Regions from separate parts of the Homo sapiens genome. Here all the other regions are linked to region 4. Evidence: chromatin loops called from intact Hi-C (ENCODE). Cell type or tissue: IMR-90. All regions are shown on one strand. Region 1 overlaps PDE4D (phosphodiesterase 4D). Region 2 overlaps PDE4D (phosphodiesterase 4D). Region 3 overlaps PDE4D (phosphodiesterase 4D). Region 4 overlaps PDE4D (phosphodiesterase 4D). Region 5 overlaps PDE4D (phosphodiesterase 4D). Region 6 overlaps PDE4D (phosphodiesterase 4D). Region 7 overlaps PDE4D (phosphodiesterase 4D).

Region 1 (4,000 bases), 190 kb after region 4:
GCAACTAAGCCACAACACCCAAACCTGAGACAAATCATCCCATCCCAGGGCTAAAAAAGTGACTCTAATGATGTGTCTGCGTAACAATCAATAATTCATTTAAATTGATTGCCTGATACATAAATAATTTCCTTATAACCTTCTGACTTTTAGCACCACTGATCTAAGAATCACACCTAAAAAAGTGCTGTCAGAATGCAAAAATAGTTTTCTGTTTGAATAATACTTATTTTTTATGACCATATGAATGATGAATATTCATGATAGAAATTTGGAAAATTCAGAAAATTAAATTTTTTTAAAAATCATCTATACCGAGAGGCAACTTGTAAATCTGGCTCATTTTCTTTATTTTTATATGTATATACATATATTTACGCATCTAATTTTAACATTCAATTGAGATTTGATGTACATAATTTTTGGATTCTGCTTTGCATTCATGGTTTACTATAAGCCATTTTCTCTATCACTTAATGTCATTTGAAAATATATTTAATGGTTGACAAGATTCTATTGGCTGGGTCTAATATGAAAATTTATTTAAACATTAGTTCATGTGAAATACATAGAATATACCTAGGTTCTCAATATTATAGGTATTTTTACGGTGAATATCTTTGAATATAAATATTTTAATATCCCAAATTACTTCCACAATCCAAATATCTACAAGCAGAATTACTAAATTAAGAGGTAGGATTTTAAAAATATCAATGTTTATTTTAGATTTAGGGGCTACATGTACAGGTTTGTTACATGAGTATATTGCGTGATGCTGAGGTTTGGGGCAGTGCTGATCCCATCACCCAGGTGGTCAGCATTGTACCCAGTAGGTAGAGTTTCCTCCCTTATTCCCCTTTCCCCTCCTGGCTTTTGGAATCCTCAGTGTCTACTGTTACCATCTTTGTGTCCATGTGTTAAAGGGTAGGAGTAATTTTGAGGCTTCAAGCTTCTGCTGATTTTTAAGCATTTTTCTGAAATAAAACTTTCAAATTAGTTCATAAATCAATGTAACAGATGACATCTGTCAATATACATTATTATATGCATAAATCATATGCATAAATAACATGCATTATTTTATTATGATTTTATAAAAGATTGACACAACATAATTCAAAATAACTTATTTACTACAAATAGGACTCACCACATGAAAATTAGAATCTAAAGCAATTAAAAAAACTATTAGGAAATGAAAAAAAATCCCATCATATAAATCCTCAATTTTGGCCATATTTTATGAAAGGGCCAAAAGCAATCAAAAAAAAAAAAAAAAAAGAGAGAGAAAGAAGTGAGAAAGAAGTAGGAAAAAAAGAAGAAAGACATGTGGCTATTATTACAGCAACATGAAGGTGGTCAACCACTTCAAGTTTTTGTGGTCAGTGAGGTCACAAGAGCTACAGGCTGACATTTCAAACAAATTATGCACATTGAGGTCACATCGCTCTACTTCAGGCAGTTTCTCATAATTGTAGTGTTCTGTTTACAAGAGGTCCTTGACTTAAAAATGTCCTTTTGTGCCCTCTAGTGTTTAAATTCATCAAAGCTTTTGAGAAGTTCATATCTTGTTTCTGAACTCCAGTTGAACAACATTTCATTCTTAGACCAAGTGTTTATCTGTATCTGAAGGGGGCCAACATACATCTTGTTCCAAAATCTCTAAAGTTTACTTAATTTTTTTTTTATTTCAAAGGGAGCTAGGTAGGGGTTGGAAAACTACCACAGAGCAAATCCTGCCCACTACTTTTTTTCATTTTGTAAATAAAGTTTATTGGAACATATTATGCTCATTCATTACAGATTGTCTACAGATAACTGCATTTGCTCTGCAACAGCAGAGTTGAGTAGTTACTACAGAGTTCTTGTGGCCCCAAAAGGCTAAAATATTTACTATCTGGCTTGTCACAGAAAAAGTTTGCTGACCCTGGAGCTAGAGCTCTGATAATTAGATTGGATGCCATGACATTTTACAATGCCCTTTAATTCCACTCCCTTTCCATCAACCCCCGGAATACTAGTTAAAACAAAGACCATTGTAGGCCAGTCCATTAGCTTTGTGGTCCAGGTACAAACTTTGCAGTTTTAGTGAAACCATTTGTTAATTTTTATTTTTCTAATATTTACTTAGCTTGATAATATCAACTCCGTTCTGATGACTTCGATATTAATATGATTATATTGGAGAGAATATAATGAGATCAAATCGCTTTACCCATCAAGACCAGGAACTGAAGAACTTCTTCCTCCTTTGCTACCTCATCTCTTAGCTAGAACTTAGGTGAGTAGATTAGTATCCTCATTCCTCTTTATTTTTATATAATTAATAATAATATTTGCAATTATTTTGAGAAACATATATCTTTTTTTGAATAAAGTAAACATACCGTTTATAATTAATATGGAATTTAGTTTAAGTTCATGCTTGATTTAAATCTCACACAATCACCTCTTTTATATACTAATGAAAGCACGGTGCACAATAATAAAGCCGTGGTCCTATGTGGTCAACTTACAGGCTACCTTCTTTCCTCAGTGCAAATATCACGTCTTTCTAAGTCCCTCTAATATTTTATCCTCTCTTTTGTGTATCTAGAAGCTTTACTGAAACTTCCTACTCCTTATCTGAAATAGTTGACATATAGTTAATAAGAGCTTTTTTCCAGGAAGTGGATCTATTTTATTGCTTTCTAACTTAACATGTTTCAGAATAGTTACAGCCATTTTTTTTATTCAAAGGTACATGTCAGCAATAGTCTGGCCAGAAATTTTGCACAATAATAGGAGAAAACAAAAAACTAGGGGCTTAGAAAAGTGAATGAAAACAGTTTTCAGTTGATTATTTTGTTCCTGAAAAGGCATCTTTTCCTCATGACATGCATTCATGGCCATTGTAGATTACATGCCTGGAGCTGCCCTTCTCAGCCTTTCAACCTCTCATTACATGCATATTCTTTCCTCTGTTCTTTACAGTCCCCCATTTCCCTGACACAGACCCCGCACTACAATCCTCTTCCTTATACTTGACACAGAAATAATTTAAACACAAACCCAAATACAAACACTGCATAGATTTACCATATGGAATCACATATGTAAAATTTCTGAATCAAATAACGCAAACCCACAATGTTACTTTCCAAATATATACAACAACAACAACCGAATGGGTGGTGAAACATATTACTTATGAAAGGTGCTCAATGTTAAAAGCAATTAAAATAAAATTCAGAAAAAAGTGATACCATACCTCTATTCCACAAGCAAAAAAAATTTCCAAACTTACCTGCAAAAGAAAAGAACAATAAATCTCAAATCAGAGGATATTTTATTTTTTTCTAGTAAATTTGGCAAAATTGTCATCATAAATATAGTTATTTCTTAATTATCACTGTGTATATCACTCTCTGTAAATAATGCTTATTGGTTCTTATAGATACCAACAGGGCTGGCAGTGACATTCTCTAAAGGCCAATTCTCATAGTCCATAGGGTCATTTTCCATATGTAATCTGCTTCATAAGAAAGTTTTTAGAACAAAAACTTAAACAATTCCCTGGACCCAGGAAATCTGCATTACAAGACATTTTTGGGGGTGCTAAATCCAAACAATGAAAAAAGAAAAGGTTTTGGGGTCAGACTGACCTGGACTGAAATCCTAGTTCTACTGTAGCCTGGTAACTCAAGCCATTTTATGTCTGTTGAGCCTCAGTATTTTCGCCTATAAAATGGGGACATTATATTTATGTAATTCAATTATTCTAAGCATTGAAGTCATTTTGTGGCATGCTGTAGACACTCAAAAAATATTGCCTTCACACCATCCTGTAAGCTTTATTTTATGCCAATACTTTGCTGAAACATAAATGCTTAGTGCGGTATCTAAAGCATGGAAGAGCTTTAAGCAATTAATAATGGATAGAAAAGTAACAAGTTTTACATTTCCATCTTCATAGTGTGACCAAGTTGGTTTACATGAAATATTAATCATCTTCTAG
Region 2 (4,000 bases), 180 kb after region 4:
GTACAGAGATGGGTCCTGGTGCCTCCTTACAAAACTTGCAAACCAGCAAGAATCTTACCTCGGAAAAATATCTCTGTGATCTGTGGCAGTAAGCTTTTTCTCAATAAAACATATCAGTAGTGCTCACACATTAAAACTGACAAACGGTCCCTTTGAATCCTTCTTATACACATAAAGAAAAAAATAAGCATGCCTTAGTAGGGCAATCAGTCCTGGAATAGTCCAGAATGAGCTGAATTAGGGATGTCTAAAATATAAACTTGATAGAGCATATAAGATCTGTTTCAGTAGAATATGGTTCTTGCCATGTCAAAAAGAGGCTTTTTCCCCCCAAGATGGTATTATGAACATTTTCAAAAATACAGAAAAATTGAAACAAGTTTACAGTGAACACCTGTGTATCTACTGTTTAGATTCCAACAGTGACATTTAAGAAACTGCTTCTTAACAGGTGATTATCATATTAGGTGAGCAATTATTCAGGTAAGACTCATCTGAATACTATTTAGGATTGTGCCTATGTTTAACCTAAGTTATAAGTCTCTATGTTTTCTTCTGGAGTCTATTTTGAAGGGTGGACTTTGTACAGGAAAGACAATTTGTTTTTTTCTATGTCATATAAAGCACAAAATAAATCTGAATTTCTAAATCTTACTAACAAAAATAAATTCAGGATAAAAAGTAAATCTAAAGATATGCTCAAGATTATGAGTTATCCAAATCAATACCCATTTAATTGATAAAAGCTATCAACCATGAAGTTTTATTCCAGGTTAGTCCTAGGTAATATGTTTTTGGGATTCTCTGAAATAAGAAAATTGTTGGTAAGTTATGAGTCAGTCAAGCACTTGGGAATGAGATAATTGGGAGCTTTCCACAGTTACTGATATTGTACAAACTAAACTATAATATTTATAAATCAAGAGATGTTTTAATAGGTGAGTTGTTTTTGGGTTTTCTGTGGGTTTTATTATTTTGTTTTCTTTTGATATATTTTAAATGAACATTATATAAATGTTAGGCCTTGTTTGTCATGAACAAGACATTGTACTTTTCTATAAATGAAAAAAATTCAACTTCAATAACTCTATTTTTAATCAATTATTTCTGATGTGCCTAGTGTAAAAGTCAGCTTGCTAACTTCTCAGCAATTTGAAATGCAGGTCAAGGTCAGATGACATTACAAGAGTGACAGAGAAAACCTAATTTTAGTCTCCATGAAACTGAAGAACTCAACACAAATGATTACTGAACACTCAGCCCATGTTTGGAGTTGTACGCTTACAAAGGCATCCTATCAGGAAGGAGCAAGTACTGCAGAATCGTGGAAGAAGCTAGTGTGTTCTCAGGTGCTCCAAGAGCTGTGGAAAATCTCAGATTCAGACTATCGACTCCTCAAGTACATTCAAAGAACGTGTATTTGCAACTCTAGTATAAACTCATTACAGCAGAAGTTCTGAGAAAATAGCCAATACAGCTATAAGTAGCAGAAAGTGGCATTTTCCAAAAAAGTTAATGTTAATACTTTGTTTAAAAGCATATTATAAAATTGTCAATACTAAGTAGAATCTAATTACTCCTGAAAAGCATTTCTCATTTAAAAATCTATTCATTAAAATATGCACCAAAATGTTGATCAAGTTATTTCTGGGTAATAGAATGATAGATGTTTTTAAATTTTATTTTCCATAATGTTTATATTTTCTACAATAAATAAAGATGACTTTTATAATCAGAATAAATGAAATACATGTTATTAAAAAACTAGAGTAGTCAAGTTTCTTTTTTTCCCACCAGGAATTTTAGGTTTTTAGTTGATTAGACTTCAAACAAAGGTCAAGAGTAAAGACTTTTGAATCATATTAAATTAAAGATGTCTCATAGATATTTTACACATTGGTGAGATGTAAAGTAGTGAGAGAGAAGTCCTGAGAAGCCAGATAGGCATACACATCATTTAACACCTATGATGGTATTATTTAAAATCAAATCATTAATAGAATCAGCATGATGCAGTTTGCAGAAGCATAACTAGAGAAGACAAGAAGTCTGCCTTACAGAGCCTAAGAAGAGGCATGGCAAGGAAAAAGCAAGAGAGAGAGAAAGAAGCAGAGCTCTTAGTAGATGTAAAGAAATCCACTTCGTGCCAGTTTGCAAGGAAATTTTCCTTTATGAAGAGCAGAGCACTTAATAGATGTAAAGAAATCCACTTCGTGCCAGTCTGCAAGGCAATTTTCCTTCACGAGGAGCTAGCTGTTTGCACAGCGCCCTCTTGTGAAGAGAGGTTTTCGTGACTGTACCTTCACCCCAAGAGCCAAAAACTTCAAGTATCCTTCCAGAGCAATTGCTTAGCTTTCATCAGCTGAGGATTAACTTCCAAGGCTTTTTGAGGATGCATGTATGGGTATGAGTAACACACAGACTTGACATCCGAATTCTCTATTATTAAATGTGCACATAAATATTCCACAGAGTTGTGCTTCTTAATGATAATACTTTAAAAAGAACTTCCTAAAATAGGAAATTAGCATCTATGTTTGTTCCCATGACTTGTGAAACTTGCTCTTTTGCTCTGATGAATGCTGTTTCTCCATTCGGTAAATGAAAATTGAAAAATTGAAAATTGGGGACTACATTAAAAATCAAAAATTGTCCATTCATCTTAAAAATATGGAGACATTTATTTATAAAACGTTAGTATGCTTATGAGTGCCATTTGAAAATGCATTAGGCACCTGAAATTTCATATGATAGTCACTGACAAAAATATTGCCATTTGAGTAATATAAGAATTAGAGACATTTGGTGTGCTTGATTTAGCACGTTAATTAGAATAAAAATCTTTATTCATGTAAATGATTCCACTGATTTGCAATTATCTGGATAACTGCTCAGCAGGAAAAACCAAATTTTGGATACTTCTTGCAAAAAAGTAAATTACTGTGGAATATGATACAATGTATGCAGGAAGAGTTGTGCTTTATGTGATATTCTGACTCAAAACAGGAGAGAAAATGATTTCTTCTCACATTCAGTTGAACAATTGATTGGGAAGTGATTACAAACTTCACTTTGCCTGTCAGTGTCTGTGCTATGTATTTATTGAGGAGCTCATTCATTGCTACTCACTTTCCTAACCAAACCATCATGAAAAACATGCTTAGAACCCTGAGCTAGGTAAAATGAGAATGTGTGGCTTAGCACAAATCATAATTAAAAAGCAATGGCAACACCAAAGGATGGGTTGGGGTGCCCCTCCATAACCGCTACAAGGTTTTCCAAACCCACCACAAATAAATATGTGTCAAACATAAAAACGATGTGCTTTCTATGTAAATGCAAATTCAAGACAAGTCCCCAAGATCCCTTAGCTTCCAATCAAATTGTCATCACTTCTCAATCTACTACTATCTAGAAATTCTACTGTGGCCTTTGCTGAAAGTTCAGAGCATTCATTGATGAGTATCATTGTATTCATGTGGAAGAGATGACATGAGGCAGACAAGGACGGTAACAAGTCTGTGTAGGAATCTACACATATCTAGTGCTTGTGCAATGGGCTTTTGAATAGGCTTGTGAAAAAGACTAACGCCTCCCAACTGTATCTCCATCCCTGACATTTTGCCTGGTTTTCAGAATAGTATATCAATCTCCTTCTTGGAGATTGACATATGGGTATTTAATAGTCTTAGGTTTAATTCCTTCCAGGGAGACTGCAAAATATTGGAGTGCGTAGTTTATTTGGAGAAGAGGCAGGAAGGCGATTCTAGGAAATCAAAGTTAGGTGATGGAGAAGTGGGATAGCAAAGGAAGAAAAGTTAATACAGTGTGTATTAATAAGCAGGGGCAGATGGGGCCCAATCTCCCCAGGGACCTTTTGTGGGACCATATATACACATGCCTCAGGACTGTCCCACTGGAGAATGTGGAACCTGGGGTATATGAGCACCAACTCTGGACCCTCAATGTTGGAGTGTTGCCACTGGGAATGTTAAAAAAT
Region 3 (4,000 bases), 610 kb after region 4:
TCCTTTTTGCAAGTAGGTGTTCAATAATTATTTGTTGAATGAATGAATGCTATGGCTACTATATGGAATTTCTAGGTCAAATAGGAGCAGAAGGCTGGGGGTATGGGGGCTTGCACTTGTAATCCCAGCACTTTGGGAGTCCGAGTCTGGAGGATCACTTACACCTAGGAGTTACTAGCCTGGGCAACATAGGGAGATTCCGCATCTACAAAAAATAATAAAAAATAGCCAGGTGTGGTGGCCCGCACCTGTAATCCCAGCTACATGGGAGGCTGAAGCAGGAGGATCACTTGCACCTGGGAGGTTGAGGCTGCAGTGAGCTGTGATTGCACCACTACACTCCAGCTGGGATGACAGAACAAGTCTCCATCTCTCTCTCTCTATATATAAATGCCTGTGTGTGTGTGTGTGTGTGTGTGTGTGTGTGTGTGTGTGTGTTTGTGTGTATGAGACGAAGAGCAAAATTCAATTTAGTCATCGTACCCACATGTAATCACCAAAAAATTTTTTTTAAAAGCTATTTATAACCAAAAATATCTTCTATCAAGTTGTGGTAATATTACATGAAAGCCCATTTTGTTCTGCTGAGCACTTGCGTAGTTCTGGGAGTTAAAAGGTGGATGGAGCAGGAGAGACGTAAAGCACTAAATGCCATTAAGTAAGAAAAATCTGGAGTTCCTATAAGCAATTTTTGAAGTAGGAGAGGTACGGAAGGGTAGGAATGAAAGAAAAAACCCAAGCAAACCTAGCAAAAGGCTAACACCTTCCATATAGAAATCACTGGGTAACTGACTTTTTAAGAATATGAAAGTCTAAACACAGTCACTTCTCACATTATGGTGAACATTGCTTCCATTTCTTCAAACCATCAGTAAAGTGTGGTACAATGCAGAAATCCCATGTGTGAACAAGTTTTGTTTTGTTGGGGCAGAGGGAAGGCTGGTGGTTGGGAAAACTAAGGAAGGGGCTCAGTTCTACCTTGAGCCTCTGTGGTATGGAAAAAAGAGATGATGACAGCTACTGTGAGAGAACTCCTAAACGCAACCAATTTGGCTGAAGCAGAGATGTGGGGCCTGGTGTGATCAAGGATTCATAAAAGCTTTGGAGAGAAAGCAGAACTTTTCACAATCTGTACGATGGGGATTGCAGCCAATTTTATTTAGCCCTCAGGAAATAGGGTGACCCCAGTTGACCCCCAGGGGAAAAAATTCCCTATCTCATAAACAATAAAAATCTTAACTAAAGTTTAATATGATAGCAACCAGAAACAAGGCTTCCTGTTGTCCTCAGACAACCGAAAGTTCATATTCACACACCCAAGTAACCACACCCCCAGCCCCTGCACTGTGCAAGTGAACAGTTTCATTGACAACTTTGGGGTCTGTTTTGATCTTGGAGATCTTGGAGTTAACTGCAGAGAATGACTGGAGTGGATTTTATGAAGAGGTATTTTATAAATGCTTATGTGTAATGATGAGGGAAATTGAAGAAAGTGAAACAAACAGTAAAACCACATGGGAAGAATTCCCGCAGAACATGAGAAACAGAACTTGACTTAATGAATAAAATAACAGATGGCATCTCATTTTTTATTGGGTGTGTAAAGAATGAGAACCTGAAATGCAGGTTTGGTTATTCAAGTGAATTAGTAAAGGAGATTTATGGTTTTGGAAGAATCAGCAGTCATGGGGGGGCAGGAAATGGTTATAAGTGACTTTTAGATTCTGTGCTTGGGTGACTAATGACAAACATAGCATAGTAAACCATCGGACCATATCATGCAAACAGGCTGTGTGAATTAATTTTGTTTTGCTTTGTCTTGCTGGGGAAATTAGAAGGCTTAAACAAAGCAGAGAGAAGACATCTATTGGATTGTCCAAAATACTGTAAAATTTTGGCAATGTGGTATCTATACCAGGCAACTACAACTTCTGTCTTATTTGGTTTAGATACCCAAGGAAGTACAGGGGTACTCTGAAATTTACTTCGAGATACAAATCTTCAATTATTCACAAGCTGGCAGCACAGGTCTTTAAGTCTATTGTCCTTGTACTTCCCTAGAACACATCATCTTGGCACCAGATCTGCTTTACCTCTCAGAAGTTTAGAGCAAAATTCTACGAAAGGCAGGACTTTTAACACTCCCTCACTGTGGGGTGTTTAAAAAGACTATTATGGGGAGAAAAATGAATTGCTGAATAAGTAGTATGTGGAAGAAAGGTCTGTGTTGAATGAAGGGAGGTCTAGTCATTAAAAAAGAAAAAGAAGGCTCAAGCCACAGAGTTTTTATCGTGTGCCTCAGCCACTGGGGAAACAGTTTCAGTGCAGTATTATATATGAAATGTTTCCTATTAGAATCAAAGTTCCCACAATGGAACATGTGCGACAATACTAACTAAACACTACCATCTAGTGGCCAGTTTTGAGAACTACAAAAGCTCGCAAAGTGCATTAAAAACACCGTGAAAGAAATGCAACAACCAATGAAAAGATGTTTAATTTTCCCTTAGTATCAGGGAAAATAATTGATCACACTATATAGTAAATGAAGATATGTGTATCAAGTGCTGCTATTCTCAATTACCCTTAAAACTTAGATGGGCTTGCAGGGAGTCTCAAGTGCATGTTTTGCTGTTTATAGCACCAGTGTAGAGATATTTCCACCAATGACAAATAGGCTGTAAAACATAAAATCCTTTAGAAAAGTGATAAAAATACAATCAGTATGAGGACTTTGCTTCCTCTTCCCCTCCCCACCCCTACCCCCCTACTATCCCTCACACCTAACACCTCTCACAAGTTGCTATTGTATAGCTGGCATAGCTGGAGGAGTAGAAAGAGTGAGCTCACAGTCAGCAAAGCTGTGTGGTGCCTTTGTTCCACACACTTCTGGCTGTTTGAGCCTAGGTTAGTCACTTAACCTTTCTAAGACTCACTTTCTAAAAATACGCAAATATGTAAATTGTTGCTCTTCCAGTCTCCCTGGGTTTAGGGGAAAATAGAATGTGTACAAAAATGCATTGTAAATGCAAATGTGCCATACAAAATTGCTATTAGTTTTAAAATCTCTAAGTGAGGATGATGAGGATGTGAATCTGATATTTGAAGGTGCTAAACATTTTTTTAATTTTTTTTCAAAAAGCCATTTTTCTTAATATTGTTGATTTCCTGAGACAAATATCTTTGATCTGGGTTGAATAATTGTGGGAATTCTCAAGTTTATCCTGCCCCTATACACGCAGCAAAAGAAAGCTAATTAACTTGTCCAAATTTTTACATTGAATCAAAGACGAGACTGAGAACAACTGTCATAGCTTGAGTGTTGAAGTTTATCAATCTAGGAATCCTATTGTGTTGTTAATGTTTCCCCAGTAGTTTCAGTAAGTAATGTAAACCCATGAATCTAAATTATAAAATGGCTACAGGTAAACCATGACACCAAATTTCACTTCATATTTCATTATTCTAAGATACAAGGGCAGAACCTAAAGAAAGGGTAAAATAAAATGGACTTACATTAGACTTACTGACACCATCATTATTTGAGAAAGAGCTATTTCCTAGGTATATTTTAGGAACTTATCTGGTGATATCTATCTATCTACTAACTTTAGGAGTGGGGTGGAATTAATTCTTTTTACAAGATTAGTGAAGTTAGAAACAACTAGTTTCTAATTGATTAAATGTAACCTATTTTCAAGTATCTTCATATGACTGAAATCAATCTGTTTTATTTTCCAAACCAGTGGAATAGACACAGAGTCATTACAACCAGAATGACATGGCATTGTTACAAATCTTAGTATTAAAGCAATACTTCTGTTTTTATGTATAATTATTTTATAATGGAAAATGTCCCTCAAAATCAGACGATTTGTTCCACAATGAATCATCTACTCCAAACAACTCTGTTCCAATAATTAATGACAAGAACAACAAACACTTACCCACCAGATCCTTATGGTAAAGCTAACTTCAGACAGGAAATGCAGAACTCAGC
Region 4 (4,000 bases):
CTAACAACCCAGACTGTCTGGCTCTGTTATGTAGTAAATGTGTGAACTTGGACTAGATATGCAACCTCTTTGTACCTCAGCTTCCTAACCTGGAAAACTGGGATAGTGATACCTACCTCGTAGAATTGTTGTGAGGAGTATATGGAATGACAGGTTTGGTGCCAAGAACAGTGCCTGGCAAATAGAAAGCATTCAGCCAATATTAGCCCATGATGGCAGCGTTACCTTTGACTTAATGACTTGGCATGCACTTGGGAAATTTACTTAATGCCTAGCATTGGTAATTCAAGAGTCTCCAAAGTTTTAATTGCTTCAAAGTTTCCAGAGTTGTTTTCAGAAATGTTTCATCTGGCACAGACCTAGACTAAAATCAGTCTAATTTTTTTTCTAAGACAAAAATGTCCCAGACTCTGTTTTGTTGTTGCTGTTTATGAAATTGACATTCATTTGTGTAAGTCAATGGAGAGCTGTGTACGCCTTGGGACAGTGACTTAGAGAATTTTCCCCTAAAGGAGTTAATGCTGCTTCCTAAGAAGCCAACCGTGATTAACTCAGTCACTGGAAAAACCTGGCTCATTATCTCATATAAACAACCCACGGCTCTGAAAGGTCACGCTGCCTATGATGGAGTATTCAAATGGCCGACTGCTGACATCAGACCACGATGTCTTTCATTAGGCATGAAATCTTGAATGATGCAGAAGTAAATCGGATAAATGATCCACTGTCGTTAAATCATGCAGGCTTAATTTATGTTTTAAGAAGTGAATATCAAACATACTAATGGAAACTTTAAGATAAAATCATTGCACCAGCTAATTGATCCCCTTCCTAGGCAAAATTTTTAACCCTAGAATTCTGAGATTTTTATTCCAATACATAATAGTTAAGTTCATTGCAGTTGACAGCTGGGTAAATAGACATAGAAATGCAGGCAACTTATTTTCTATGATCATTTGAAGGGAAACATCAGTCATGAAAAGAAAAATTAGTTCATCAAAGAAAAAATTTCTGTAGAGGAGTTTTTGCCTCTATTATAATAAACTTCTAATTTAATAAGTAATCTAATTTAATATTATTTTGTCTTTGTTTTTAGTTTAAAATTTATGTATTTTTGTATAATTTATATCTTCACATGCTTCAGAATTTAAACAAAAGAGTATAAAGCAAAAAGTCTCCCCTTCAATGATTAAGATAAAAATCAAAATTATTATTACTTCTGAAAAGACGCAATAGAAACAGATTAACCTGGGGAGGGACACTCAGGGGACATTAAAATACTGATAACTGTTCTATTTCTTAAACTGTTCATTTTAGTATTATTCTTTATATTTTACATAATTACAAGCTATATTCCCTTATATATATGAAATACTTCAAAATAAAAAGTGAAAAAAGGAATCTGTCTTCCGGTCTCTCCTTCAGACAATCAGCTGCCTGGCCACTAGCAATCAACTTTTAGGTTTTCTATCTTAAAGTTGTTTTTGTACAAACACTGTTGCAATAAATAATCTTGTAGAGAAATTATTTCCTAGGCATGCCAGTATTAGATTATTTATTGTGTGTGTGTGGGTTTTTTTTTCTTTTGCAGCAGGACAAACTATTTTATAAATTTTATGTTTGGTGTTAACTATTATCTTCTACAGTATGACATGTATGCTATTGGCAGAAGTGTAAATAACATTTCTAGACAAATCTTATAAGGGGGTGTTGTCTTGGGCCTCGCTGACTGACTCTTGGTGTCGTCATCACTGTTATCACTGTGTTAGTCTTTTAAGCTTTCACTTTGCATTGCAGGGCACAAAGAGGGAGCATCTGTTACTGCAGGCTGTGGGGAGAACTATAAACAGTTTTACTGAAGCCCCTAAGTTAAAGTTCCATTGTTCTTTGCTTTTGTTCAGGGCAGCCCTCACTTCCCCTGAATTCGACTCTTTAAGAACTGTAGTCAAAGCTTTAAGGCTCCTTTTACAGTTGTCCTTACTCCTTAATGCTTGCTAACCAAAAAGATCCCTGACGTTTCTTCCACAGAGCTCAATGGTTAGAAAATTAAGGTCATTTCTTTCTCTTCTGCCCCACCAAGCAGAAGTATAGCCAGTCAATGTCAAAATTACATTGGGAATGATGAGAAATATATATTCCTTAGGAAGGAAATACTGGTAGTTTTACAGAAAAATTTTAGACAAAGATGGTTCATGTATTAGCCCATGGGGAAGGATTCAATGTTATTTACGTACACTACTCTCGGATCTTCTTAGGTGCTTCTAAACATTTATTAAACAATAAGAATCACTGAAAATAGCAGGAAAATACGGTTATCATTTAACACTTAAACAGCTGAACATCATAGCCTAAAAAAAAAGAGGAAAATAAATGGTTTCGAGGATTGTTTTTCATAACCATATACACTTGTTACCACTAGATGGCGGTAAAACACAGACCATGAGGTTGAGGTGCCACTGGCGGCGGAGGAAGCGGCGACCCGCACTGGGAGAGATTCATTACTTCGGTTTTACCTCCGGAAAAAGCTGGAGTCAAGTTATGCTTATTTACAAAATAGAAAGGTCATTTTTATGAAAAGAAAACCTCTTTCCAGGTTATGTTTTGTTTAAACCCTATGAAATTGCTGGTTTGTACACCAGAAAAGGTTGATAGACAATTTTATATGGTTCGCTCTTAAAAAGAACTTAGATGTCCAGAAGATAGTAGTTGTAATTTAAATTAATTAAGGCTAAAGAAAAGCTAAAAATTTAGCACCGACTGAAACGAGGTGACTATCTTCTTTCATAGCCTGGCAGGGAGGGCCTAGCACAGTCTGCAAGCTTGAGGATGGTGATGAGGCCACAAGATCGTTGCTGCTGGGTGAAGTGGCTGAGGGACAGGCAGGAATATGAGAATATTGGTTATATTTTATTACCAACTAAATGGTAATATTCTATAGTATTAATAACTACTGCATTTTTATCCTAGAAGTATCCCAGGTGCTGTATTTTGGTTAGAGTAAAGGTAAAGAGATGTAGTTGTTCCTACCCCGTTTTTTTTTTTGTTTTTTTTGTTTTTTTTTTTTTGAGACGGAGTTTTGCTCTTGTTGCCCAGGATGGAGTGCAATGGCGCGATCTCGGCTCACTGCAACCTCTGCCTCCTGGGTTCAAGTTATTCTCCCGCCTCTGTATTTTCAAATCAGGGATATCTCCTTAGTCTGAATGAAGTGAGGGTTTCTCCAGGGATCCAGCATAATGCTTGGGTTTTCCTGTTTTCTCTTTCTTTCATCAGAGTCTACTTCATTTAACATTACACACTTCCACATGAAAATTCTAGTCAACTTAGAGTTTTACTACAGGGTAGTTGTGTCACAAATCCTGGGATCACTGAGCCCGGAGGCAGCTGACAGCAGAGAAGAGTTTCCTACAGTTTATCAGCATTGTGCCTCCTTAGTGCTCCTTGGCCCCCAAGAACTCTGGCCAAGAAAAAAAGGTCAGTTGCCGCGTGCACTCCAGTGGGATTCCTCTCTAGCCTTCGTGCTAAGGAAACACCCACACCAAAAGATTTCAACACAAACACAAGAGAATACTTTAACAATTGAAATAAGAAAAATATTTAAAGCTGTCACTTTTTCTGAGGACCAAAGGGATTCTGAGCTTACAGGGGAAAGCATAAGAAATCAGAGGTGGAAAAGAGTTTAGGTTAAACACCAGCAAGAATTTCTAGCCCTGACAGTGTTTTAGACAATGGGATAAACTATGGAGAGATACTATAGGATCCTTTCTGAAAATTACTATCCAAGATGTTTCAGGCTTTAGCCTGGCCAAAAAAGTGCAATCTATCTTTGCACGGCTTCCTAAATTCTCCTCTAATTTAGGATTTTGCTCTTTTCACGTCAAAGGAAACCATGATTTGGAAACCATGATTCGTGTTTTGGAGATGGACTCAGGCATAAAGAAATGAGTTCTCAAGAAGAGGCAGAAGATGAGATGGATTTGGGAGGGGATCTTTGAACACCTTA
Region 5 (4,000 bases), 150 kb before region 4:
CCCCATCTCTACTCAAAATACAAAAATTAGCTGGGCATGGTGGCATGCGCCTGTAGTCCAGCTACTCGGGAGGCTGAGGCAGGAGAATTGCTTGAACTTGGGAGGCGGAGGTTGCAGTGAGCTGAGATCGTATCACTGTACTCCAGCCTGGCGACAGAGCGAGACTCTGTCTCAAAAATGACAAAGTTTGAGCAACATTAATTTGGACTGTAAATTCTTAAAGAATAGAAAAGTCATGTTTTTCTTCTAAGAAATATTATGTTTTTACATTGCAAGAAATATGTGACACAGAGTTTTTCTTAATCTCTCTTTTTTAGTATATTCTAGACAGGCAAGCACATGCAATTTATTGAGCACCCAGTGTGTGCTAATGCACCAAACGGAGCTTTACATACATTATAGCTAATGGTCTCAATAACTTTTTCATTTTATTTTCCCCTTTCATTATCGCCACTTATAAATGAAAAAACTGAGCTCCAGAGCGGTAAGGCCTATTGCCCAAAATATTAGATAGGAAACAACAGAGCTGGAATTTGAAACCAAGTTTGCCTAATGAAAAACATTTATGTTCTTTTCACTGTACAAAGCTGCTGTAAGTATCACTGGTGCCTACTCCAGGCCAGGGAGTAAATATCATTCATCCTTATCACATACAAAGTATAACAAAACAAAAACAAGAAGCTCTGAATACTAAATAATAATAATAAATACTTTATAAAAGATAAACTATTCTCTAAGAGTAAAAGATAATAAACCTATTGTCATTGTAGTTGGTCACTGAACTTAACTAATTTCCTAATGGACGCAGCAGAATTGTTTGTTGTTTAAGCAAATATCAAGGCATACCCCCCAATCCCTGTTACAGGGAATAAAAAAAGTCTTCTTCAAATGCCTTTCAAAACTAATGTGAATATTAAAATAAAGTGCTACTGATCTCTCTACATTCTAGAAAGATCTCAGACTAACAGTGTCAATTAAACTATTACAACAAATAGCCATGTAAAAACTGCTCCCCTACTAGAGCTACGCTATCACAAAATTAACCCCAGCAATCTACAGTTCTAGAAAAAGAGTTGGTCCCTCCTGCTGAAAAAGAGAAAACCAAACCCTACATATTTTGTGAATCCACTGAAAATAATGACATAAACAGCACTGCACATCCATCATGTATTTATATCTTAAGTGATAGCTACAGTCTATGTAACTATCGCAGAAATCTTCTTAAACTGAACAAAAGCATTATCTATCATCCTTTCTCTCTAGAAAAATACCAGTTTGTTTAATCTACCCATAACATTAGAAAAAATACTTCTTTTATCATGGGCAATCCTTATGTTTCGGAATTTTTTTCGAAAACGTAGACAGTTCATAATGCTCTCAGACAGAAGTTACCACTACTACCCCAAATATTAAGTCAAAATGTAACTGAAAAAAAGAAATTTATCTAGTAATGATTAATTTATTGAATAATTAAAAATTAGGAGTTTTTGATAATTAAATGTTGGGAATAATTAAACTTTCACTAAATACTGGCACAGGAACTGAACGGATGACAACAGAGACAAGTTAAGATTTGTTTTAATCCTAAGTTTTATGCTAAGGTAACATCAAGGGCTCTACTTTTCAGTGAAAGAAAAATTTCCTTTAAAATTGTTTCCCTCTTCCATTATTACTTAAAAGCAAAGAAAGTATTTTTTCTAACAGTGATTATAGGATTCTCAATCTTTCATATTAACTTTAAGGTACTACATGTAAGCTACATAAATCTTTCCCAAATCTACCTTTATTGAGTAGATGAAAAAGCAGATATCGAACTCAAAACATCTAAATGTTGATTTTCTATAATTATAGAAGATATTTTCTTTTGAAATTTAAAGTTTGTATTTAGGCATATTAACACTTTTTTAATCTAAGATTTAATATGTTAATGTAGAAAACAACTGAGGCTGTTTTCTCTCTATAAAACTAACATGCCTTTTCCAATTAACTTAGTTTCCTTCTTAGCAAAAGTTTAACATTTATATCTGTTGAGTTACACTGTAGTTGCATAATGTGGAAATATCTTAAGATTTAGCCACTTCTATGAAGATCCTATATTTGTTATAACACCCCTCTTGCCCAGAAGAAAATACATCAACAAAAAGTCCTACTATATGTTCTGCATTGACTATTACAAAGCAGTAGGGGGAGCAGCCAGAGAAAGCTCTGAGACAAAGCACCCAGCAAAGCAATTTAATTTATAGGCAACAGAAACATGCTAGAGAGGTTTGCCAAAAGCCAAATACACAAAATAAATTCCATAAAGAAGTCATGACCACATTTGTAAAGCTGGCCTAAGTATATTTGGAATGAAGTATAGAAAAATCTGAAGTCTCTTAGAAAGGGTCTGGATTCTAACTTCAAGACAGACTTTCAGCTTGAAACACAGTCATTTCCAGCCATGCCAAACCTCAAACTGCCCCCAAAATTAGAGCAGAAACAAAATACATTTTTATAGTGATATGTCTTGGGAATAACTCAAAATGATTTCGTTTTCTCCTTTGAACCTCACTGAACTTACAGGGAAGGCCTGGTGAAATGTGCATTATTAGGTCACAAGAGGATAACGTTACAGGGTTCCATAGCATAATCCTTGAAAGCCCTGAGGCCCAGGCCGCTGTCCTGCTCTCCTCTCTACTGACTCCCATCCTCAATATACTTTCCATGAGAGAAAGGTAACCAAAAACATGGTGAAACTATTCTGCTTAAAAGGTGTTTTACTGAAAAGGCACATTGACCACTAACCCTTATTACATTTCACATGTTCTAAAAATTAGTAAGGTCTGCATTTTCAGTTTTAGAGTAAAACAGGAAAAGTACTTAGTTAGCTCTTCTGTCTGGCATTCTGTAACTGGAATTTAAGAAAAGCCTAAACTTCTAATTAGAACTTCAGAATGTTCATGTCTGTATTATACCACAAAAACTGTAAATATAATTTAAGCATTTTTATGATACAGAAATGTGCGCTATAGACAGTTATCTAAGAATTATAAAAATCCATCAAACTTGAAGTGTCTGGTATAAATTACAACCGAATGGTAAAAAGACATTTTAGCCACGTAGGCAACCAATGAAGTTTGACCTAAAACCCAAATAATAGCAATAACAACAGATACAGTGCCTACTATTGTCAGATACTATATTAGCTAGCTCTTTTGTATATATTCTTTGGAACTCTTACACTGACTTTTCAAGATAGTTATTATGGTGCCCATTGTATGCTAAGGAAACTGAAGCTAAAAAAAATTGAAGTCATTTCTCTAATGTAACTCCATTAGCAAGAAACAAAACCATAATTCAACTTCCAGGTTTGCCTGCCTCCAAAGCTTTGAGACCTCACTAAAATTACCCTCAATTGTAGCAATGAGGTTCCAAAGGAAATCTGTACAAATCTCAGGCAGATTAATGTGCTTATAAGGGTAAATGCCATAGATTTAATCACTCAAATTAAATGCCATCTGGAATCTCTTACCCTACTTGGTACAAGCATCCTACATGTGTTACAGCCAACCCTAGCCTTGGCCAAGAATTCAATAATTTTCCTGCTTCAATGCCATCAACAAGCAAGAAACATATATAATACCAATACAGGAAATACAGCTAGTTGCTCCTAGAGCATCATTTAAAAGCTGCTAATTGGCTAAGATGCCTTTTATTGAGAAGTCTAAGAAACAGAAATAATGTGTTAACCCAGTTTGTTAAATGGGTTTGAGGAATCAGTTTCCTCCTTCCTAATACCTAAATCCATCTCCATAATAAGTATTCTCTATCACCATTTAAAAATCCTGATCTCTTACTAGTGTTTTTATTGTGCTTTTCAATCTATTAGAGTAAATTTTTTAAAACCTCAAGAGAGAACACAGAAAACTGTCATAATTTTTCAAAGGCTAAAGGAGAATAAACTGAAAATATCAGTTTGAACACGTGTATGTAAAAAGAATGGATGGTAATAAAACTAACA
Region 6 (4,000 bases), 540 kb after region 4:
GGGTTTATTAATTATTTCTTATAGAGTTACAAACAGTTTAGAGGGCTTATAGGTGAAACCTATCATAAGAAACAATGTTATATGTTGAACATTTAAGCTCCTTGTATACCAGGACATTACTAGGAATTTCACTTGAATCTAACTGGGCTCAGTATACTCCTATATACCAAAAGCCTTTATTGTTGAAGGTGCATAGTAGGAATTCAGTATATATACATGGAATAAACGTGTTTGCCCTTTTTCTGTTGTTGAATGCTTTTGGAAATTCAAGGAATGAATGTGAATGCTTTCTGATTTTTTTACAATTGCTTCATTATTATATAGTCATGGTTCAGCCTTCTTTATAAACTAATAATCTTACTAAATGCTTTCAACACTGATCAGGATGTGACTCACCTCTGTGTCAAATACAGAAGGTACTGAAGTCACATCAAAACCAAAGCAATTTTCATCCCTCATATTCAGGTCTAGTGGAATAGAACAGGAAAAGAGAATCTGCATATACCTTCAATGTTCTTGGGTGACAGAATACCTTAAAAAAACAAGTATACAAGGCGTTTCCTAGGACAGTCAAATGATGAAATATGGGCTTCAATCTCCTGGGTCCTCTAGTTTTCTCATGACCAGTATGTGAATATAGGCAAATTACCTGAATAACTCAACATGTTTTCTTACCCATATAAGAAAAGGAGAGTAAATACCTCATAGAATGTGGTAAAACTAAATGAGACATTACATGCAAAGCATTTAACACAGAGCCTAGAACAGAGTAAATGCTCAAGAAATACGGACTATTGTTATATTTCTGGGATTTGGATAATTTTTACTAATGTGGATAAATACAGATGAGGCGATCCTACAATGAGAAAAACAGAAGTTGTGATGTGTGAGACTTTTCATTTACATACAAACGGATATGGAAAATGGATTATGGATGCAATGTCCCTGATAGGAATGGCAAGGGCCTATTTGGGCATTATACTTTATTCCTGAATCATAGAAGAAATCCTATCACCAAAATACCCATATGGGTTTTCACATTAAAAAATATTTAAACACTTTCTTTAGAGATGCATTCTGAGACCCACGTAAGGAGTTGTCCAAACTAATATTGAATGCATTTGACATGACAGCTGGGTTTGAAAAAGTGCTTTCAGCAAAAGCAGAAGCCACTGGTTAACTTTTCTCCTTGTAGTTAATTACATTAAACAATTTTATCCCAAAAAGGGAAAGAGAGATTAAAATCCAGGTTATGGAGCATTCATTGAGGTTTTCTTTTCTTTTCTTTTTCCTTCTCTCCTTCCCTCAGGTAGCAGAAAATCATGAGCTTAAAAAGAAGCTGACCTGGCAATGTTTCCCAGACTTCTTTTATTCTTGACTTGGAAAAAGGAAAAATTGAGGGATTGAGGGATGGTGATTTTACTTGGTCCTTCTAGGACCTATTTGAAGACTCTTCTAGAGTCAGGTGTTGGTTGAGGTTCACAGCTAATTAATCACTGGAAACCTGGAGAGAATAGCCTGAGGTATTACAATAACCTAGGTATGAAGGTTTCTACACCCCAAATGGCCAAATTGCTGGCTACTTCTGGGATTATCTGGACACCTGAATCCTAAAGAATATGAAGTCCCAGGATCACTTCCTCAAGATGTCAAATTACTCTGATAGAGAAAGATAATTTTTATCTTATTTATTTTTTCCTTTCCAACCTTTATTTTAGGTTTAGAGGGAACATAAGCAGCTTTATTACATGACTAAGTTGCATTTTGTAGGGGTGTACAGATCATTTTGTCACCCAGGTAATGGGCATAGCACATGATAGGTAGTTTTTTGAGAAAGATGATTTTCAAGCAAGACTGGAAACAGAACAGGTAGCAGTTAGAAAATACATGTTTTTGTTTATTTATACTTAATTATGCATAAATAAAAGTGTAAATTATGAAGTCACGATGCCAGTAAATGCTTTTATTGGCTTGTCCACAGATGTCCTCCCTTCTCTAACCCCCTTTCTCCCAAAGTGGGTGTGAGTGCACCACCAGGTGGTGACATAATGAAATGACACATAGGGCATATAATGTCAGGCTGAGGAGAATTTTGGAGGTTCCAAGGATTGCTGGAAATAACTGCACAAACATGGCTCTATTACTAGAGCTTTTGTGTACTTGAGGTTTTATTTTTGTTTTTGCTGAAGCCCAATACAAATATATAACAACATTAAATTGCCATTTATGACTAGAATTTTAAAACCTAAGTCAAACATACTTTCATTGAACCTGGCTCTGCTTTTCATTTATTTTGTCACACAGGGCAAGTTATGTAATATTTTTGAACCTCACTTCTTCATCCATAAAATTCAGGATAATAATGGCTGCCATGAAATAGTTTAATTGGACCTTAAGACTGACTATCTCTCCAAGATTCTTTCCTCTTCTCCCTCCATTCCCCACCATCTCCATTGTCTACTTTGTTCCTTGGCTTTACCTTTCCTTCTGGTTTGCCCGGGGGGGATAAATACCCACTTGTACATCACCTCCTCAGGCAGCGCTGCTCAGCCCATACCTCCGTGCTCATGCCAGGACTCATATAGCCTTTAGCCTTTGCATTCTCCACACTGTTTAGTGTCACTTGTTTCCCTGAGTTTTGCTCACTGCTGGGCCTGTAGCACTGGGTCCATATTTCTATGCATCTTATTAACCTAGGCATTACACCCAAGATATAAACACATTGTAGATATTCAGTGACTTTTTGTTGAATATTTTTAAAGTATAACAAAAAGCCTTTGAAATACCAAGCAAAAAAGAGTACGTAAAAGAGCAAGAGGACTTTCTGAAGGAGTATATTCATTGCCCAAAAAAGGAGATCTATCCCTTGAGAGAGAACTGTAAATCTCTTCTACTCAGCTTGCAAATACAACTATTAAGATCAATGGAATGCACTGCATATAAAGTTGATTTATAGCCCTGGTTCTTTGTAAATGTTAATAGTAAACCTAATTTGAAATGTTATTTAAAAAGAAGCTACCATTTCAGTCTAAAGCATTTACTTTAAATCATTAAAAATTACTTTGTGTTCCTTCTCATTGGGATCTCTTGGACTTAGGAAACAATTTGAAATCCTAAGGGCTTTATTTAATTAAACAAACTCCATAAACATTAAAGTTAGTTGTTTTTTTTCATATAAATAACAGATAAGGTCCCTAAAAGATTGATTGGAATAAAGAAGACATTGATTTGAATCAGTCTCTAAACAATTATGTGACTTTGGCCAAATTAGTAAACTTCTGAGTCTCAATTTCCCCATGAAATGGTTAAGACCACCCTAAGGACTGCTATGAGGGTTGAATTATTAATGCCCACACCACTGTGTCTGGCACTGAGAAGGGTTAGCTCTCTTCTTTCATTTCATCCACACCTACTCTTCAACATATACATTTCTCTAAAGTCAATGTGTTTAATTTTTTTTAAGTTCAATGCTAACAAATATTAAATGCTTCTTTTCCCAACACTATAATTTTAACAAATGAGTTTCAGGCATATTTAAAAATGAGTTTCAGGCATTAGATCATGTGAACATAACTAATTATGTGAAACATTTTTGTCCAACTTCTACATAAATCATAGCTTCAAATTATATGGTCATAAGCCTACAAGATACTCATTGCTATGCACTGAATTATGTCCCCTTCAAAATTCACTTGTGGAAGCCCTAACCCTTTATGTAATAGTATTCGGAGATGGGTCTTTTGGGAGGTGATGAGATCATGAGGGTGGGGCCTGCAATGATGGGATTGGTGCTCTTATAAGAAAAGACACCAGAGAGCTTGCTCTTTCTCCACCATGTCAGAAGGCACTGACTGCAAGCCAGGAAGAGGGCCCCCAATAGAACCTAAACATGCTGGCACCCTAATTTCAGAACTTTCAGCCTCCAGAATTGTGAGAAAATTAATCTGTTGTTGTGTAAGTTATCCAGATTATAGTATTTTGTTGTAGCAGCTGGAGCTGA
Region 7 (4,000 bases), 490 kb after region 4:
GCCCAAGAATTCAAGACCAGCCTGGGTAACATGTCCAAACCCCTTCTCTACAAAAAATACAAAAATGAGACAGGTGTGGTGGTGTGAGCCCGTAGTCCCAGCTATTTGAGAGGCTGAGGTGGGAGGATCACTGGAGCCCAGCAAGTAGAGGCTGCAGGAGCCATGATCATACCACTCCACTCCAGCCTGGGTGACAAAGGGAGACCCTGTCTCAAGGAAAAAAAAAAAAAAAGTAAAGAAATAATTTTTTTCAAAGAAACCCTTTACATTAAAAGCACTACTTATGATGGAATCTTTAGGAAATGCTAGAATTCCTTGTCCCTAGATTTTTTTCTAAAGGATTAAAATCTTCATTTTCTAGGAGAACTGACATTTAAATGTATGATTCCTAAACTCAAGATTTTTAAAAGATCTGAGTTGCTCGATAACTCTATAGCACACTCTTGAAGATGAGATATTCATGGACCCTCCCTAAATCTTGGAAAGTCTTCAGGCTAACGGCAGGGCTGGAGCTAAAGTTGAGGCAGAACCTCATTTCTGCCAGTAACAGCATGCCTAGCCAGGATTAAAAAATTTGCCAAGACCACACAGAAAGAGACTAGATGGTAAGTTGGATTTATACTTCTCTTTGCAACTGAAGGCCATTCTGAACTCCTGCCTAAAGTTGGAGAAAGTGAAGAGAGGCCAAATCCAGAAACCATTAGGGCTCAGAGATAATTATTATGGAAAACCAACAAGCATGTACCTAATGATTCCCCAGAGTCACTCCTAGAGCAAGGAATGAAATGAAAAAGTTTATATCACCCACAAAACAAAGATTCAATGCAGTCAATGAACCAAAGAAGAAAAATTCAGCTCTGAAATGTGATAATAACCTGATATTCCTCCTCAAATCTCTGGATATTTGGTTACATTATAATTTGCTTGATGCACGTATTCTTAAAATACCAACACTCAATTAAATTCATCACCTAAGAAACATGGTCATTAGTAATTATTTTTGCATAATCTCTTTTCATTTTTATTACTGCAAATTTTTTGTTTCTAAGTCCACAAAAGGAAACTTCAACTTGATGTAATACAAAAAGTCCAGAGTGTATCACAAATTAATTTATCTAGAATGTAATCACCATATAGAAAAAATGATGCATATGATCTTAAAATTGCATCCAGGTTTAAAGTTCTATAAAAAAGATAAAGGGAAGGATGTTACTATTCTGAGCTGATGATGTCTTACCATCCCAAACTGTAACCATTGAACATACACATTTATTGACAAACTGCTTTGAAATCATAACAAGATGTCTCACAAATGTATTGTGTTTTGATGCACTAGTGTCTTAGCTGTATGAAACAGCTACATCCATGTTTTTCCATCTATAAAAAGGGCAATGAAAAGATATCCTTTGAGTCACTTTTAACTCAACTTTCTAAGTGTCTCCAATTTTATAAACATGAATCATACTCCTATAAAGAAGTCTTCCACTCCACCTTCACGAGTGTATATCTTTGATCAGGAAGTTTAAATGGACACTCTATATGCATCCTTGTGCTTTTGGGGATCTGACAATCCTTTTTTTGATGGAACAGTAAATGGCCCAACTGTTTGCCTAAGACTAGGCAGAATGCAATTTATCTTCTTGGTTTGCAGAAAATGGCTATGTAAACTTTACCACATTTGCCAGTATTTCCATTCCTTAAGACATAGCTCATTGACTAGGACCCAGTTTTCCAAGCAAGTATAAGATGTTTCCTTGTTACTAGTATGTTTTTGGAAAGCAAAAGAGACCTTCCGAATTACCTCTTAGAGGCATGCTTCACTTTTGTCCTCAGTAATGATTATTTCAATATACTGTTTACAAACCCAATCGTTACTCCCTTTTTGAATGCAAAGTAACACGTGCTAATTGTTGTTTTGATGATATTAGTGAATCAAAACCTTATGGGAAATACAATTGTCTCATCTTCCAGGTTTCTATGTGAAATACTCAGAACTGCACTTGCAAATTCCTGAGCAGCTTCATTCTAAGGGAAGCATGGCGCCATCTAGTGATCATACAGAAAATTACATTTATGCATTTTCTCTCAAAGCTCTGTATTAAAATGATGAGTTGGCCCATACATTAGAATTGAAAGAAGAGAAATAGAATAAAAATTCCTAGAAACTTTACCTAGTTATTTGCTATATGCACCATCCTGCATGGTCATTATTAAACATATATGGGTTATAACAATAATAATATGACATTGTCCCTCTCTTGGGGTCACTTTTTTAACTTCAACTTACCATTGGTTTAGTCATGTAGTTTCCGAAATAAATATCTTCACATGGAACATTTAATTCCAATGAACTATATTTTTGGTTCATTAAAAGTTAATGAAGTTTTTGAAACAATTCCAAATGATCTGTAAAATATATTTACTTAAAAATGCTTCATTTTATTTCTCTAGTGATGCCCTGCTAGGATGCTACCTAAATTGTTAAATATTTAAAAACACAGAGGAAAAAGTAAGATAAAATAAATAGCATACTATTTAGAGATTAACCTATTCCTTAATATGGAAAATTATTCCTCATTGTCAGAATAAAACATATTATTGTATTTCTAGTTTAAGGATAATATTGTACAGATATCAATAGGATAAGATATGCTTGCCTAAGCCGGAATAGATGCCCACTCTGTCCCAGCAGGGTTTTTCCAGTTTTACCCTGTGGAAAGTTCTATGAAGACAAGGACCATGTCTGATGCATCTTTTCATCTCCATACGCCACTACTCACCCAACCCTCGCCCCCACCAGCACAATGCCTAGCATGTCATAGGAACTCAGGATGTTTCTTCAATGAACCAATAAATTAATTTATTATGTCTGTCTCTAAAATCATTATTTAGAGTCTATCTACCACAGGAAACAGCTTTTCACTTTTCTATTGTATGATTCTCTGCTCCTTTTCTGAGATACTCTCTCTACAAGTGGCACCTTATTTGATATTCACACTGCCACCTCCTAAATTCTTTAAAATCTTGAGTATCCATGTCCAAATGGCTTTCTTTCCATGAGTTATCCATCTTACAGAAAGGGCATTATTCATCAACACATCATTTGATGAAATAAATCCAAAAGGGTGGAAATGAGAAACTCTTATTTCTTACTCTTTTCAATAGGTAGTATTAATATTCTGTAACAAGGAGATTTCAATAGTGTAACACATAAGATATTACTCACAATTTGAAACAGGTGCTTTTGGCATTATAGGCACTTGGCCACAATGCATAGTTTAATATTTGTGTGGCTCAAAACAGCTAACTTATCTTGAAATGTTGCAGAGGAAACTTCCTTAATCACATTCTTACTGTCCAGTGACTGAGGTAAATCATGGCATACATGCGTCATTATGAATCACATACTATCTATACCTACACTTCAACTACCTGTAACTAGATTTTCACTATACGGTGTAATGAGTTTCAGTGAGAACATTCAGATAACCCATTCCTCAAGTAAATATTCCAAAAGCATTTTATTTCACTGTAGAGAAAATTTAGAAAAAGTAGATTTCTCCTTCTCTAGTATTGCTGAATTGTGATTCAAATCTATAATACACAGTAAACGTCTCAGAATACTACTACTTTTGAAGTACAAAGATTGCCACGATGTAGAATAGAATGGCTTTTTGTTTTTAACCAACATCCCCATCAGTACATTCAACTCAGCCTTGCAACTCCCACTCATAATGTCACAACTGTTTGTCCCTAAGCTAATTAAGTGTGTCTGCGAGCTGTAGCGTGAGTTATGAAGTTATCATTTCTCCACACTTTATAGCTGTTTGAAGGATATGAAATGGCAATGGACAAACAGTCATGATATTTTTGGCAAAATATCAAATGTTTTTGATGGAAAGTGAAAGGGCTTTGGAGCCCTCTGACCTGGGTTCAAATCCTAACTCTTCTACTTTATAGCCTGAGCAAGTTACTGAACTTAAGTTTCTTTATGTGAATG

The links. Hi-C counts contacts between places; a loop is a spot of excess contacts. Peaks named below come from ENCODE experiments on the same cell type or tissue, not always from the same donor. Only the 100,000 strongest peaks of a DNase experiment are listed, where the experiment ranks them.
Region 1: it touches region 4 in a loop (8-fold over the local background); 87 of 110 quality-filtered maps call a loop at or near these places.
Region 2: it touches region 4 in a loop (7-fold over the local background); 101 of 110 quality-filtered maps call a loop at or near these places.
Region 3: it touches region 4 in a loop (9-fold over the local background); 47 of 110 quality-filtered maps call a loop at or near these places.
Region 5: it touches region 4 in a loop (2.2-fold over the local background); 68 of 110 quality-filtered maps call a loop at or near these places.
Region 6: it touches region 4 in a loop (3-fold over the local background); 5 of 110 quality-filtered maps call a loop at or near these places.
Region 7: it touches region 4 in a loop (6-fold over the local background); 52 of 110 quality-filtered maps call a loop at or near these places.

The regions. Positions count from the first base shown.
Region 1 is chr5:59,379,123-59,383,122 of GRCh38, forward strand. All of the region lies in intron 1 of PDE4D (phosphodiesterase 4D), which reads right to left. Among named protein-coding and RNA genes, the nearest start is that of MIR582, 320 kb to the right of the region's middle. In IMR-90, a CTCF peak has its summit at 1,530 (motif pointing left); a DNase peak (open chromatin) is centred at 1,489.
Region 2 is chr5:59,365,710-59,369,709 of GRCh38, forward strand. All of the region lies in intron 1 of PDE4D (phosphodiesterase 4D), which reads right to left. Among named protein-coding and RNA genes, the nearest start is that of PDE4D-AS1, 330 kb to the left of the region's middle. In IMR-90, a CTCF peak has its summit at 2,263 (motif pointing left); a DNase peak (open chromatin) is centred at 2,282; H3K27me3 peaks cover 313 bases.
Region 3 is chr5:59,797,860-59,801,859 of GRCh38, forward strand. The region is part of intron 1 of PDE4D (phosphodiesterase 4D); the gene reads right to left. Among named protein-coding and RNA genes, the nearest start is that of PDE4D, 94 kb to the right of the region's middle. RefSeq lists an enhancer at 2,619-3,149. In IMR-90, a CTCF peak has its summit at 2,427 (motif pointing left); no DNase peak of the experiment used is centred here.
Region 4 is chr5:59,186,202-59,190,201 of GRCh38, forward strand. All of the region lies in intron 3 of PDE4D (phosphodiesterase 4D), which reads right to left. Among named protein-coding and RNA genes, the nearest start is that of PDE4D-AS1, 150 kb to the left of the region's middle. In IMR-90, a CTCF peak has its summit at 2,429 (motif pointing right); DNase peaks (open chromatin) are centred at 1,760 and 2,440; H3K4me3 peaks cover 373 bases; H3K27ac peaks cover 202 bases.
Region 5 is chr5:59,032,405-59,036,404 of GRCh38, forward strand. All of the region lies in intron 6 of PDE4D (phosphodiesterase 4D), which reads right to left. Among named protein-coding and RNA genes, the nearest start is that of PDE4D-AS1, 5.4 kb to the right of the region's middle. In IMR-90, a CTCF peak has its summit at 2,183; a DNase peak (open chromatin) is centred at 2,207; H3K4me3 peaks cover 818 bases; H3K27ac peaks cover 1,502 bases.
Region 6 is chr5:59,722,663-59,726,662 of GRCh38, forward strand. The region is part of intron 1 of PDE4D (phosphodiesterase 4D); the gene reads right to left. Among named protein-coding and RNA genes, the nearest start is that of MIR582, 21 kb to the left of the region's middle. In IMR-90, a CTCF peak has its summit at 2,050 (motif pointing right); no DNase peak of the experiment used is centred here; H3K27ac peaks cover 229 bases.
Region 7 is chr5:59,671,594-59,675,593 of GRCh38, forward strand. All of the region lies in intron 1 of PDE4D (phosphodiesterase 4D), which reads right to left. Among named protein-coding and RNA genes, the nearest start is that of MIR582, 30 kb to the right of the region's middle. In IMR-90, a CTCF peak has its summit at 2,053 (motif pointing left); no DNase peak of the experiment used is centred here.